Linked DNA regions of Homo sapiens: all the other regions are linked to region 1. A link is a contact called in ENCODE Hi-C or POLR2A ChIA-PET data. All regions are on one chromosome and are shown on one strand. The core of a region is the stretch at or near the end of the contact, and the rest is flanking DNA. Distances in the headings are between cores, read along the strand shown.

Region 1 (4,919 bases), core at 1,235-3,734:
CCTAAGCTCTAGCTAGAGTCCTCTCCTATAGGCCAGAAGAGAAGGAAATGGGTGGGGCAGATGATGGGAGGTGGTCAAACGTATGGTACAGCAGGGAGGCATCCAAAGAACCATGAAGGTCCTCACTGAACTGGGTCACTTGTGTGACTTGAAGGATAGACTTTTAATTAAGGACAGAAGAGAAGATAAGAACTACAAAATGGAAAAGAAAGGAAAGGTAGACTAACCCTTGCCAAACTCCCAAACTGTTAATTTGGTGATCTTAGGCACTCATCACTCTTGAAATATAAAAACAGATCAGATTTCTCCATGATTCTCGCAACATACGTTTGAGGAGGAATTATTTGTGATACTATGAATAACAACAAATAACTAGCAGTTATAGAGTACTTATTACGCACTACACACAAGAATCATATTCTATTTTCATTTTACTACAAAGAAATCAGTTCTCAGAAAATATAAGTGACTTGTCCAAGATCACACAGCCAGAGAGTGAATTCGTTTTAGCCAGAATTCAAGTCTCCAAGTCTGTCCAGTAATCTTCCCATGACTCAGAAACACTCCAGACTTCCCTGCTCCCAACCAATCACCCAACCACCGCTACACACTTCACCATCATTGGTCCCAACCCAGGCTCACCCTAGAGTATATGCTGACTTATGTCCTTTGATTTCAAACCCCTGAAACCCTTGTCTTCATCAGTACATGTCCTTCTATGTACACTGCCCTCAGAATACTGTTGAACACTACAGCCAACTTAAAAGATACTCTAATAAACCAATTCTACTCCAATAAGTTAATCATTATAATGTTATGCTTTCGTCAGGTGCCAACGGGGCTTAAGAAAACAGTGCCTAAAAGAATAATGTAAACTGTGGGCAAGAGTGTGATATAGAGATTTTCCAAGTCCTATGTTCATACGTGTGAGTGTGATAGGTTTACAGACTAACTCCAGACAAAGCAAGCCACTATTCCTCTTTCAGAAGGGCCAACTCAGGCTGAAGTAGCCTATTGCCTGGGGGAGGAAGAAGGGAAATAATAATCATTATTCCCTTCCTCATAAATGATATGAATAATAGGGGCCAACATTTACTGATTGCTTTGTATTGGGTATTTTATCAGTACCACAATTAAACCACAATTCCATGAAGTAGGTGTTATTGTTAGTCTCATTTCCAGATGAGGAAACTGCGACAGGGAGGCTATGTAATCTCACCATGCTAGTGCTATGCAGGCTTGGGACTCAACAGGTATTCTTTCAAACGGCAAAATTCTCATTCTTTTTGTTTTTTTCTTTTTTTTTTTTTTTGAGACAAGGTCTCACTCTGTCACCCAGGCTATAGTGCTGTGGTGCAATCTCATCTCATTGCAGCCTCGACCTCCCAGGCTCAAGTGATCCTCCCACCTCAGCCACCCAAGTAGCTGGGACTACAGGCACACATCACACGTCTAGATAATTTTATTTTTTGTAGAGAGAGGGTCACACTATGTTTCCCAGGCTGCTCTCAAACTCTTGGACTCAAGCAATCCTCCTGCCTCAGCCTCACAAAATGCTGAGATTATAGGTGTGAGTCACGGCACTGACCCAGAATGCTCACTCTTAACCAGTGCACTGATCCCCACCAGTTATTGCTTATCGTGTACCTATTATGCGCATGGCACTGTGCGAACCTTAAACATATTAATTTCATTGAAACCTCATGGCAAGCCTTGGAGATAGGTATTATCATTATCCCCATCTGACAGATGAGGCTCAGGAAAGAAAGGAAACTGAGTTAATGTGGAGCTGGAACCGACGACACGCATTCTGACTAAGAGCTCTCTTATTCAGCACGACTGATTCCTATTCAAGTTTAGGTATTTCTCTTTCTACTTCATTTAGGTTAAAAGGCTTTCCTCTCCAGGAGCCTGGCAAGCCAAGCCCGCCCTCTGCGGGGCAACAGCACGAGGCATTACCCCTACAGACCACTTGGCGGCGCCGTCCGTCCTGAGTTGGAGAGAACGGTGGGCAAGTAGGGCTCCTTCCGCACGCTGCACGGTTCTTCTCCGGGCCCGCCCCCTTCCAGCAACAGCCAATCAGAAACTCGCTGACAGCGCTAGGCTCTCCACGGTAATGGCCGTGGATGATAATTGGCTAAGTCTCTTAAGGGACGTCTGGTTTCCGGGGACGCAGTGATAAGCGCAGAACGGGAGGTCTCTGAAGCAAGATGGGGCTCCAGACATAATCTTTACCTGAATAAGTCCCAACGCTGGGAGTGTCAGCCCGATCCTCCTACGGTGGAAAAGGCGGCAGCCAATTGCTACAGTCCCTTTAGGCTTTTCTCTCCCGCCAATCCTCACTCTGCCCTACGGGAGGGTTCTTGGCCGCTTCAGCTCGGTTTGCTGCTTACCAACCCCGCGGCCCAAGGGGAGCACGGCTCCCTGGCCCGATGCCCCCGGGGTATGCAGAAGGGCCCAGCCGGGACAGCAGCCACTGCATTTCTTTGGCTTGCGCTGCAGTCCGGATGGAGCTCGGTTCTGACCCAGAACATGAGATCGGGTTCTCATTAATTCAGCCCAGGGCCTTGCACACGCGCCCCGCCCCTGCTTGAAGTGGCTCACCCCGGACTTTCAGGATCTCACACGAAGTGCTTCGCTTTCCCCTGCAGGGATGGTACTCTCTGAGCGCCCTTGGAACTTTGTAAATAGCTGCATTGCAGCACTTCTCCATTGTTTTATTTCACGCATATTGGACTCAGGGTAGAGACCATATCTTAAACGTCTTTGCTTTGAGCAAGATATTTAAACTCTCTGTGCAGCATTTTTCTCAACTGTAAAGTGGGGATAGTAGTACCTCTTGCATAAAGTTGTGCGCACTAATACATGTAAAGCGCTTAGAAGACGGTCTTGCACACAGCAGATGATCAGAAAATGTTAGCCACTTGTTATTCCTACAATGCCTAGCACAAACACATCATAAATACTCTACAGTGCTTAGAATCAGTTTCATATATTTGTTCTTGGAGGTTTAAATCTCAGCTTTGTCAGAACTGCTCCAAGAAGGAAACGGTAAATATATATACACATGGCTGTAAATGTGTCCGAGTGCTTCAACATGCAGTGGCAGTTGAGAACAGCAGGGAGCCTGGGTTCAAGTTCTGACTGCAGCTGAACAGCCGAATGACCAATAGAAAATTAACTAAAACTTAACTCCTCAGCTGGGGAATGGAGATGATCATAATAATATCTACTTCATCGGGTTGTGGTGCTTGCATTCTTATCCCACTTTCACTTTGGGAGCTAGTACAAGAATGTAATGACACAGTATAGTATTTCTACCTTATATGTGTCTCCCACTTTAACTTTTGCAAAGCACATTCATATATTATCTCATTTAATACTCACAGCAACCCTGTGAAGCTCAGAGCACTTCCTGGTTGGAATCCTACAACATGTCCATGGTGAGCTGCAGCTCGGTTTCTTTGAGTGCAATTTCAATGTCAGTGCCATTGCTCTGCATCAGGACTGAACCAGTGACCACCTGGGTCTCAGATAAGCAGAAGGATTTGCATCCTAGATTTTCAAGCCAGTTGTTCTATTTTTTTTATTTCTGATTACAGCAGAAAGACGTAGTTACATTATCTTTTAAAATGTGAACAAAACAAAGTGCAAGGTCTGGTCGACCTTCACACACACTCCCCAGAGGCAGCCACTGTCATCCATTGAGTGTGGCATCTTCCTAACCTCCTGGGTATGGTTTCATGCATGTACCTGTGGCGGGGAGAAAGCTAGGTTTTTTTGTTGTTGTTCTTTTGCATAAACATGATTGTATTTTAAAATTTATTCTACAACTTGTTTTCTTCAATTAACAGTACATCTCAAAGATCTTTTTATGTCTGTATCCTTATTTCTTTTTAACTATTGCAGTCTTTTATACCTGAACTCATTTAACCATTCTCTTGTTGTTAATTCTAATTTTTAAAGCCAAGTTTTTCTTAATCCCCCTCAAGTCCCAATTTTGTTGTAGCTGGTTAGATTCTGAACAGCCTCTGGGCCTAAAGATTCAAGTCACCAGGAAATGAAATCCTTATGGTCAAGAGTTCCACCTAGCTCCATATTCTTCCCATACTACAAGCCCAAAGCCCTGGCAAGCTGTGAAACTGGAGTCCCTCCTCCCAAGAGGAAAGAGTGGGAAAGAGGATGCCCACATAGGGCCAAAATGGGCTGATGACGACTTTACTCCTCAGAACATTGCTCAGAGCTGAGGACATCTCTGTAACTTTAAAAGCCTCCTAATTCCCTCCAAGAATCTGCATGGCTGAGATCCCTTCTGAAGAGGTGAAGCTGGTGAAACTTTCTCTTCCTTGAGGCCCTGGTGACCCTCATGACTCAGTCCTTCCCCAGGCCCACCCCTCACTTCCAACACCCACAAGTATCTCCCAGGGTTGAAACCTCTACTTCAGAACGCAGACTTGGAATTGAATTGCAGGGAAATGGTGGGCACATCCTGTGGGTACTTGTGAAACACATGGACCTCAGATCCTCAGATAACCCTAAAAGAAATGATGTGGGCTGGCCACGGACTGGTCTAGGGACAGTGTCACTTCAGGCAAAATGAGAGGTAGAGAATCAGGGTAGAAATCAGCAGATTACAGGCACAATTCCACAAGGGAATGTGCTGACTTCGTGACCCTTAACTCCATGCCCTTTCTACCCAGCTCCAAAAGGAATTCACTTGCCTTTTCTCCAGCTACAACTAAAGAGTCTGTGGAAGGAGAAATAGGTAAAAGTCTCATCCCATGAATTTCAGACACATCTCTGGCGCACCCAGCATTTTGTACATTAGCCAAAAAGCACATATTCCTAGTTGAATACAATCACACACATATAACACAAATGGAGTCATGTTCACAATCAGGACACCAAACTGAATCTAT
Region 2 (4,919 bases), core at 1,658-4,157, 290 kb after region 1:
CTTTCCTATGTTGCACAAATCAGTGCTGAGCTGCATAGGTGACAATGATCACTTCCACAATTTCCCAGAACATTTGTCAAGAGCCTGAAAGGGCTGCATCACTGAGCAGGGAATCTTCATTATTCATTTCAACATCACTTTTCTTGGAAACCTTGACTACTCCGCTCTCCAGAAATAATCCATCAAACTTTTCTCTTCGTTGAAGTCATACTGCAAAAACTCCCATAATCAAATTCCCCACATTAGGATCCCTGTTTATTATGTAACAACAGAGTCAAGAGGGAAAAGAGTGCATCAGACATTGACATTTTTTTTCTCTCTCTCTCTCTTTTAAGTTTTTGTCATGAAAATTTTCAAACACACACAAAATGAGAGAAACGTAAAAATGAACCCCCATGTACCCACCATCCAGCTTGGATAATCTCAACATACACCAATCTTGTTTCATCTATTGCCCCTCACCCCCACAACTATTCTTTTTTTTTTTTTTTTTTTTTTTTGCTGGAATTTTAAAAAGCAAATCCCAGACACAGCATCACTTCACTAATACATACTTCAGCATGCATCTCTAACTAATAAGGACTTTCCTTTTTTTTTTTTTTTTTTTGAGATGGAGTTTCATTCTTGTTGCCCAGGCTGGAGTGCAATGGCGCAATCTTGGCTCACTGCAAACTCTGCCGCCGGGGTTAAAGCGATCCTCCTGCCTCTGCCTCCTGAGTAGCTGGGATTACAGGCACCTGCCACCATGCCCGGCTAATTTTCTGTATTTTTAGAAGAGATGGGGTTTCACTATGTTGGCCAGGCTGGTCTCAAACTCCTGACCTCAGGCGATCTGCCCACCTCGGCCTCCCAAAGCGCTGGGATTACAGGCATGAACCACCGAACCCAGCCAGGACTTTCGTTTTTAACATAAGCTCTGTAGACACTAGTATTTATTTATTTGGTATCTATTGGTATCTATTTAGCATTTAGTATTAGTGGGAGCCATTACAGTAAGACTCTTTACACTGTTTATTTCATAAAATCTCAGCTCAGCAAAGAAACACCCTAGAAATTCACAAACTCCCCAGGAGAAAGAAAGAAATGCCCGGGCCCTAACAACCTTGCTATTTGCATTTTACTCATGAGGAAAGGTGCTTAGCCAACTCGAGGTAAGCTGTGGAAAGGCTGCAGTCCAAGAGCCTTCAGAACTTGAAACAAGAGGCATGTCAGAGCCTGACTTTGCTCCATCCCCCCTGAGTAGTCAAGGTATTAAAAGAGCATTACTTCCTCATTTGCAAACCACCTTTTTTTTTCAAAAAAACCACTTTACACCTATCATTTGAAGTTATATTGTCAAGATAGAAACACACTTCTCGGGAAGATAGTACCTTGAAAGTAGAAACCATTCAGCAAAAAAGTTTTTGAAAAATCCAATGTACATTTCCACTAATCAGGCTTGTCTGTGAATGGAGCAGAGGGAAAATGCTGCTTCACACAAAAGCAATCTCAGTATAAACATTTCTGTTTGCTGTGCACTCTAACTTTGTCTTCTCTGTCCTTTATACATGAAAGCTCAGGAGATTTAGGCACAGCAGCTACATTGGGTCGACTTACCGAATAAAGGTGGGGACTACACAAACATGGAATTTGGAGTGAGCCTTTGCCTCAAGGACAGACTGATAAATCCATCCTGAGTCACAAAGATGCCACACAGGCTTTGGGCTGCTACCTTATGGCTGGACATTCTAACCCCAGGCTCCTAGATGCAAAACCCAAGTCAGCCCCCATATATAGTCACAACATGCTGTTGATTTTCCCTTCAAAAACTCTTATGCCTTCTTGCTGTTGCCCTCCTCCAGGTTCTCATCACTTTATGCAAGATTATGCCAGGGACTGGGATGTATTACACCAAGGAGTTGCCAGGAGCTGCAGTGTGGGTGAGGGCTATGCCTAACAAGAGGAACGGATGTTGAGATCTGGGCCAGCACTGCACAGAGCACTCACTAAAACTGAGCTGTTGCATATGCTTTGGTGGATGTTCCCTCTGCCTGGAGCACTCTGTAGATGTCTGTTTGACTTGCCCCTCAGCCTTTTCTGCTTCTTTCAGGTCTCTGCACAAGTATCCCATTCTTAAGGGGGCCATCCCTGGCCACACTATGTCAGACAGCACACCCACTGCTACTCTTGAGCCCTTTATTCTGCCTTATTTGCCTCTATCCTCCTTATCACAACCAGATAAAACAGATTTATTATTTGTTTTGTGTTTTGGTCGCTACCGTATCCCCTGCACCTAGAACAGTGCCAGGCATATGGCAAGGATTCAACACATTTTTGCAGAATAAGTGATCTCCTTAAAAACGAGATCTTGTCCTCTTCTTCTACCACACATGACTGATCTAAGCAGGCGCTAATTATGGAATGCCCCATTTTGGAGGAGGGGCTCCTCAGGAAATCCACAGGGAGATACAAACGGGCTTTCCAGAGCCAGCACTCACCCCAAAAATCTAACTGTTCTAAAAGGAATGTAGATTTCTTAAATCTGCATCATCTGTGACTGCTCCAGAGTTTGTGACTACCAGCTCCTAACCACGCATTCTGTTCCTATGCTTTGTTCCTGACCTTCAGGACCTTTGTGAAGCTTCCCGATGGCCTGATGGTAACAAACTCTCAAGCACATACACTTTAAGAATAATATATCCCTCTCAGAGCTACACCACTGAAAGGTGTTGCTTCAACAACAGAAAGATTTATTACTTTCTTCCCTCACAGAAAAACCGCAGGAATATTTCCTTCTTGACTGCAGCAGTGAGTTCCAAGTTTCATTAAAGAACCGGCCAGATGCTTCCTCCTAGCTTGCGTGGGAAGAAGTTAAGATAAAGAGCATTTGAAACTCTACCTCTGCACACCTGCCCCATACCTTATTCCCTTTTGACAGTTCTTCTTCCTGTTTCCCCAGGGTTGGGGATATAGAGCCATGTGACCTGCCTCCCCAGACAGCTGGGGCCCTGGAACCTCCCTGGCCCCTCACCCTCTGGTATTAATAATAGATGGCTCTTAGTGAGTTGCACATCTGCCATAAAGCAGGCACTACACTTTTCAAATTGTCTCAAATTCTTAACACCCAAACCGGAAAAGAGCTGTAATCTGAGTGTCTGCTGCTTGGACAGCCCTTGTAGTCATAACAGCAGAATCTATCCTTCTGCCTCTGTCACTGAAAAGCACCTTCCTCCAGTATATCTGCACACAGGGAGTAAGTTTCTTATTCCCAAAGCCAGTCCACACAGCAGCCTGTCCCTCTGCTCTTACCTGTCCCTAAACTCCACACTCAGCTGGGACCTCCGCTCACAGCACTGTGGGTCCTGCCCCAGGACTCAGGGCTGCCCTCTTCCCTTGACATGACACTGATGGTGGCCTCAGGGGTGTAGTAGGCAGAATAATGATCCCCAAAAATGTCCACATTCTGGAACCTGTGAATATCTTACCTTACATGGACTTTGCAGGTGTGATTAAGTTAAAGACCTTGAGATGGAGAGATGATCCTGGCTTATCCAGGTAAGCATGATGTAATCACAAGGATCCTCATGAGGGACAGAAGGAGGCAGGAGAGTCAGAATCAGAGAAAATGAGAGGATGGAAGCATAGGTCAGAGTGATGTGAGGCGGGAACCGAGGAACGCAGGCAACCTTCAGAAAAGGGCTAGAAAACTCCTTCTCCCCCAAAGCCTCGGGAATGAACGCAGCCCTGCCAACACCTGGATTTTAGGTCTTCTACCTCCAGATCAGGACAATAATGAATGTGTGGTTTTAAGTCACTAAATTTGTGGTAATTTGTTACACCAGCAGTAGGGAACTGATACAAGAGGTGACACAGGAATGACACATTGTTCTAGGTGCTAGAATAGAGCAGTAAACACAAATGACAAAAATTCAAGCCCTCACAGTGCTTACATTTTAATGGAACCCTCTTTTATGATATTCCCACTCAAAAGGGTTCACAATGTCTACCCCTCTTCCCCAAATAGGCTAATCTGTAATATATGGATAATCCACAGCAATACATTTTTCACAGTCTGAGTTACTCAGATAGGAATCATGCCACATAGTTAGATGATTCCCAAAATAATCCATAGTAGGCTTCATTTCTCCTTTTCTTATTCTTTTCAGGGTTCTTCCGCCAGCTTGAGGTCAACATATTCCTCCTCACTCTTCCTATGGTTTTCTGATCTCCTATGAGTAACTCTTAGATCTCTCTCTCTCTCTCGTTCTGTCTCTCTCTCTCACACACACACATGCACACACCCCAAAGACAATCATTCTCAACCTAATTCTGTATTAGTGAGGAGGTCTTTCTAAAGGCAACATATTCCATCCAACTAAATTAAAATATGACTTTGCTTTTGTTATTCAGAGTGGCTCCAGTCCCCTTTTTTTGGCCCCCCACCACCACTTATAGACTATGCCCTGGGCCTACCTGGCACTGGAAATGCTGCCCATCACTGTGCCTTTTTTTTTTTTTTTTTTTGAGACGGAGTTTCACTCTTGTTGCCCAGGCTGGAGTGCAATGGCACCATCTCGGCTCACCGCAACCTCTGCCTCCCAGGTTCTCCTGCCTCAGCCTCCCGAGTAGCTGGGATTATAGGCATGCACCACCACGCCTGGCTAATTTTGTATTTTTAATAGAGACGGGGTTTCTCCATGTTGGTCAGGCTGGTCTCAAACTCCCGACCTCAGGTGATCTGCCCGCCTCGCCTTCCAAAGTGCTGGGATTACAGGCGTGAGCCACTGGGCCCAGACCATCACTGTGCCTTTCTAAACAGAAGGCCTCCACTTGTGAGCATCACCCTGGCTATCCAGAGAACTGATAGAAGCTGAGTGGATGTGCTTTTTCGATACACTGAGCCACAGCAAATTCCTACCCAGGGCTTCCTCTCTACTAAC
Region 3 (4,919 bases), core at 1,450-3,949, 260 kb after region 1:
AGCACAATTCTAGACAGCAGGTTTGGATGTGTATCCCCTCTAAATCTCATAATGAATCGTAATCCCCATTGTTGGAGGTGGGAAGGTGTCTTGGTCATGGGGGTGGGTCCTGCATGGCTTGGTGCTCTCCTCACCATAGTGAGTTCTCACGAGATCTGGTCATTTAAAAGTATGTGGCACCTCTCCCCCCATGCTCTCTCTTGCTCCTCCTCTGGCCATGTGAGATGACAGCTTCCTCCTTTGCCCTCCACCATGATTGAAAGCTCCCTGAGGCTTCACCAGAAGCTGAGCAGATGACAGCACCATGCTTCCTGTAAAGCCTGCAGAAACATGAGCCAATTAAACCTCTCTTCTTTATAAATTGCTTAGTCTCGGGTATTTCCTTATAGCAACGGGAAACTGGCCTAAGACAGTAGGTCCACAAAGTTAATAAAAGATTTAGCCAATCTCTGCCCTTATAGAGCTATTGTCAAGCTGGGGAGATAAGTTCACAAGCAAATATTCATGATCCAGTGTGAAAAGTGCGATCACGTGGCCGTGGAAGCAGATGGAAGGAGTAGAAGTTGCGGGGATCAAGGAATAATTCATAGAGAATAGACGCCATTGGAGCTGGAAACCAGAGAAGGGCAGGAGGGTGTCAGTACAGCAGTCTGCAGCGGGAAGGGTTTAGGGGTGCAGGGCAGATGGTAACGCCTCTCAAACGCCACTCTTGACTGGATCTGACATCCTAGTGGAGACTGATGGAGGAAAGAGATCATGGATCCATCAATCAGTCCCTGTTCCAAGTGCCAGGGGCCACCTTCCTAGCAGATGTTATAGGGGACCCAATCTAAGACCCTCAATTCACCTTCCCCTCTTCCACTTCCCCAGCCAAATCATGTTTTTGCTTGTGTCCGGGGGAAGCTGGGAGCTTTCTCAAGCTAACCCAACCCCCAGGTTTTCCATCTTCTCATGCCTCCACTCCCCAGTATAGTGTAAAGCGGCCTCCTCACTCAGGCCCAGGTCAAGACTGACCTCAGTGCCACCCTCCCGGCTCTGCCTCTAAACTTCACCCACCACAATGCAGCCAACAATCTCACAAGGGGCCGGCCTCTCTCTCAGGGCAAGCCTCATCCCCTAGAAGCCGACTCCGCCTGGCCCACCATGCCTGCAGCAGAAAGGCCTGAGGCTGGGCCTAGAACACTGAGGACGTCAGTGGCCAGGACTTTCCAAAGCTGAAACTGGGACCTGCGGAGGCCTCACTGTCCGGAGCAGCGTCCAGGTCCTCAGCATCCTCTTCGCTGGGCCCCACGCGTGTCGTGCGCCACCCCAGAAGGCAGGGCCTGATTCGGATCAGCAGGGGCTGCAGGGCCGCTCTGCAGGTGGGTGACTCAGGCCCCTCTTGAACCCTTAGGCCTGAGGCAGAGACTGGGCAGGAGGCTGGGCGTGGCCGGGGAGCCCCTTCACGTGCTCCCCTTCTCGAGGGTTCACGGGGCTCTGGAGGCCCAGATGCTGGCAAAGTGGCGGGAGCGCTCCAGGGACGAGGACTCAGGTCGGGGCGCCCCCGCCAGCGCCAGGATCCCCGCTCACCCTCCGCCGCGCCCCGCCCCCGCCCCGACACACTGGGGGAGCCCCGCCCTCCCCGAGGCCCGCGCGGCGCCGCAGGAGGAATCCCAGCCATTTCCTCCACGCTGCGCGGTATGTGGCCTGCCCGCCGCCAACCGCAGCGCGAGCCGGTCCCCAGCCGCGCCTGGCAGCTGCCCCGGCTCCGCCGTGCTGCTCGGGATTCCGGGAAGGCCGCCCCCTCGTCCCGGGCCACCAGACCGGCCTTTCCAGCGGCTCCAGGCCCGTGCAGTCCCGCCGGACGCCGGCTACACCACGCGCCGCTGCTGGAACCTCTCCCAGCCCCGCGTGGCCGCCCCCGGCCCAGGCACCCCCTCCCCGGAACGCCCCCGACGGCCCCTCGCGTCCGAGCTGGAAACTGAAGTTGACGCTTGCTCCGTCACCCTGGGGCAAATTGCTTTGCCTAAGCCTCAGTTTCTCCATCTGTGAAATGGGGACGTTGGCAGGAGTGCCTGTCTCGTTGTGCTGCCCGAGGGGTGAATGAGAAAAGGAAAGCGTTGGACTACTGTCAACGCGATTTTCATTTCCCTAGGTACCACGAGGGTCCTGGCTTTTCGCACAGGATCTTAGCACCCACCCTGCCCCTCGCCTCTCCTCCAGCCCAGTTGCCGGTGGAGCAAGCAGGCCGGGCTTTGCGAGTGGGCAGAGGAGAGGGCTGGGGCCTGCCCAAGACTGCGCCCTGCACAGATTAAACAATGCCTGAAGGTCCCACGACACAGCCTTCCTCGAGATTCACCGTTGCCCTCTCCTCAATCACTAGGTTCTTGAAAGACCCAAAGGACAGTTATTTACATTTTTTTTAAATGATGTCATCGCAGTCTGAGAGCAGCCAGACACGTAGTGATCAGGGAAAGTCGAAAGTGCAGATGGGTTCGCAAACGTGGACTCTCTAGTTTTGGGTCTGCAGATGGGGCCGGCCACCACGTGCTCTCTGAGTTCTCTTTCCAAGTACAGATCCCTCCGGAGACGGAACATTGTTCCGCCTTTAATTCTTCCCAGGAGCTGCGGAGGAAGGCGTGAGAACCGGAGCCCGGGGTGACTTGCGGGGGAGGGGATCGCTTCCCCGTCGCCCACACCTGCCTAACCCACGCCCACGGCGGCCGCAAAGGCGACACCGCGTGAATCTGGAAAGCCCCGAGTTTCAACAGGCCCAACCATCGGCGGCTTTGCAGGCGCAGCACCAAGTGCTGCTCTGCCTGTGTTCCCCCAGACAGCCCCTGGTTGTGATTTGTCGTTTCCAGTCCAGCTAGAGTCCCAAGGCCAAGAACTAGACCCTTGCAGCGAGATCCGCGCCCCCCCCCACCCCACCCCGCCTCATTCTCCACAGGCGCCACAGCCACAGGCCGCATAAATAAATCCAGGTGGAGGCAGACCCAGAAACCCAGGTGCTATAAATATCCCAGCCCAGCCGGGAGACTGACCTCCCAGGCAGCCCCTCGCCCCCACCCGCCCTAGACCAGCACTTCCGGCCACCACAGCGCTGAGGGCGGATCTCCCCGCGGTGGGAGGAGCGGGCTCCACCAGGATGCAGGCCTGGCTTCCCTTTCTTTCTTCTCCTGGGAGCCTCTGGCGGCCCAACCTGAGGGCTTGCCCTCTTCTCTGGAACCACCTCCCTAACTCTCAATCGCATACCTCTCCCTCCCTCCCCCTGGTATTTTTAGAGAGGCCTTCTCTCAGGGACCCCATACTGCGACCAGACTTCAAGAAATGCTGACTTCTCTTTCTAGATGAATAAGCATAGTTGGAAGGCAACAACCTCAATCAGAGTTTACAATCTAAAATTTGATTCTAAACTTTTTCTTTTTGAAACAGTCTTGCTCTGTCACCCAGGCTGGAGTGCAGTGGCGTGATCATGGCTCACTGCAGCTTTGACCTCCCAGGTTCAAGCGATCCTCCCATCTCAGCCTCCCTAGTAGTTGGGACTACAGGCGCTGTGCCACCATGCCCGCCTGGCTAATTTTGTGTTTGTTTGTTTGTTTGTTTTTGTTTTTGTTTTTTTTTTTGAGACGGGGTTTCACTATGTTGCCCAGGCTGGTCTCGAACTCCTGGGCTCAAGCGATCTGCCCACCTCAGCCTCCAAACATGCTGGGATTACAGGTTTGAGCCACTCTGTCCAGCCCTTGATTCTACATTTTTAATAGCATTTTTTATGTGATTAAAACACAGGCTGGAGGCAGAGTAGACCTAAAAGAGGGGAAAGAAGAAGCTGAAGGCATATGCAAAGAAGAGATAGAGCCACACTAGAAAAGAAAGCTGCTCTACCAGAAGGCTGGTACCTAGGAACTCAGTGGGACTTTCTGAGCCCAGTCTCCTGGGTCTGGGACTTGGTGTGGTGCAGTTCAATAAATCCCTATTGTGGGGGGGGGGCGGGGTAGAAAAGATGTGAGATACCTTTCCTCACCCTTCATAAGGGTCATTGCTATAGCAAAAGACTGATTAACAAGAGAAAAGCATAGCAAATTTACCGAATCAAAGTTTTATGGGACACAGGAGCCTTCAGAAATGAAAACCCAGTGACCCAGGGAAAACTGTCTATTTTTATGCCTAGGTAGAAATACACACTGTCCATTCTTCGTTGAACCTAAGCATAAAAATAGACAAAAGGATGCGATCTAATGGTAACAGACTGAGGGGAGAAACCCAGCAAGGCCTGTCTGTTCAGATTCTTCTTGGCCTCTCTGAGCAGCATTCCTTCCTCCTGGGTGTGGGGCAGGGGCTTTCTGGAGCACGGGTCTTATAACTCACAGTCAGAGGTAGATCAGAGAATCTCTTCATGGCCAGTGCCTACACAGAAAGGCAGGGGGAACTTAGAGTAACAGTTCTAGATTTTATGGCTTGCTTTGGGGGAAAGGGATTCTAGTTATTATGACCTGCCATAGGGAAGAGGAATTCTAGTTTCTATGAATTCAGGGAGAAGAAGGGGTGGGAAATAGGGCAAGAGAAGTTCAGAGAGAGATTTTACTTCTGAGACTGCTTCTAAGGCCTTCCAATCTCCTTTAGTTCAAAGTACTCAGCACGCCAAGGCATTATACTTTGACTTATCATTTTCTGAGCCCCAGCAAAATTTAAAACATAGTGAGTGAGTCTTCTAAACATGAAGTCACACCCCATTTCTGATGTAGAAGCTTACACTTTAGGAACTGCTACGGAAGCACTTTGCAAGCGCCATCTCACTGAATACTACTTAGAAGGAACTATTAACTCCCCGTTTTACAGATTAAAAATCTGAGTTTAGAGAGACTAATTAACTTGCCCGAGGACACCCAGCTAATAGGGGAGAAGTTTGAACCCACGGATCTGATTCCAGAGGTCATGTG

What was found. Hi-C counts contacts between places; a loop is a spot of excess contacts on that map. ChIA-PET counts read pairs that join two places held with the same protein, here RNA polymerase II (POLR2A). Pooled maps may share reads with other maps.
Region 2: a loop to region 1 is called in a pooled map, with 4 times the contacts of the local background. The contact joins two enhancer-like sites. A Hi-C loop is called at or near these places in 1 of 37 single-sample maps with no recorded cell type and 6 of 50 pooled maps. POLR2A ChIA-PET finds 5 or more read pairs at or near these places in 3 of 52 experiments (CD4-positive, alpha-beta T cell, H1 and HepG2).
Region 3: a pooled map shows a loop between it and region 1 (4-fold over the local background). The contact joins two enhancer-like sites. A Hi-C loop is called at or near these places in 2 of 168 maps with a recorded cell type or tissue (left colon and motor neuron) and 4 of 50 pooled maps. POLR2A ChIA-PET finds 5 or more read pairs at or near these places in 3 of 52 experiments (HepG2, T-cell and activated CD4-positive, alpha-beta T cell).

The regions. Positions count from the first base shown.
Region 1 is chr2:41,838,872-41,843,790 of GRCh38, forward strand. No RefSeq gene overlaps it. Among named protein-coding and RNA genes, the nearest start is that of LINC01913, 36 kb to the right of the region's middle. Within about 2 kb of position 2,485, at least 19 of the 41 ENCODE cell types and tissues checked have a DNase peak (open chromatin) inside an H3K27ac peak, as active enhancers do.
Region 2 is chr2:42,126,329-42,131,247 of GRCh38, forward strand. No RefSeq gene overlaps it. Among named protein-coding and RNA genes, the nearest start is that of EML4, 41 kb to the right of the region's middle. RefSeq lists an enhancer at 1,323-1,532. Within about 2 kb of position 2,908, at least 8 of the 41 ENCODE cell types and tissues checked have a DNase peak (open chromatin) inside an H3K27ac peak, as active enhancers do.
Region 3 is chr2:42,099,737-42,104,655 of GRCh38, forward strand. No RefSeq gene overlaps it. Among named protein-coding and RNA genes, the nearest start is that of PKDCC, 54 kb to the left of the region's middle. RefSeq lists silencers at 1-5, 1,529-1,908 and enhancers at 1,269-1,348, 1,567-2,394, 2,319-2,838. Within about 2 kb of position 2,700, at least 34 of the 41 ENCODE cell types and tissues checked have a DNase peak (open chromatin) inside an H3K27ac peak, as active enhancers do.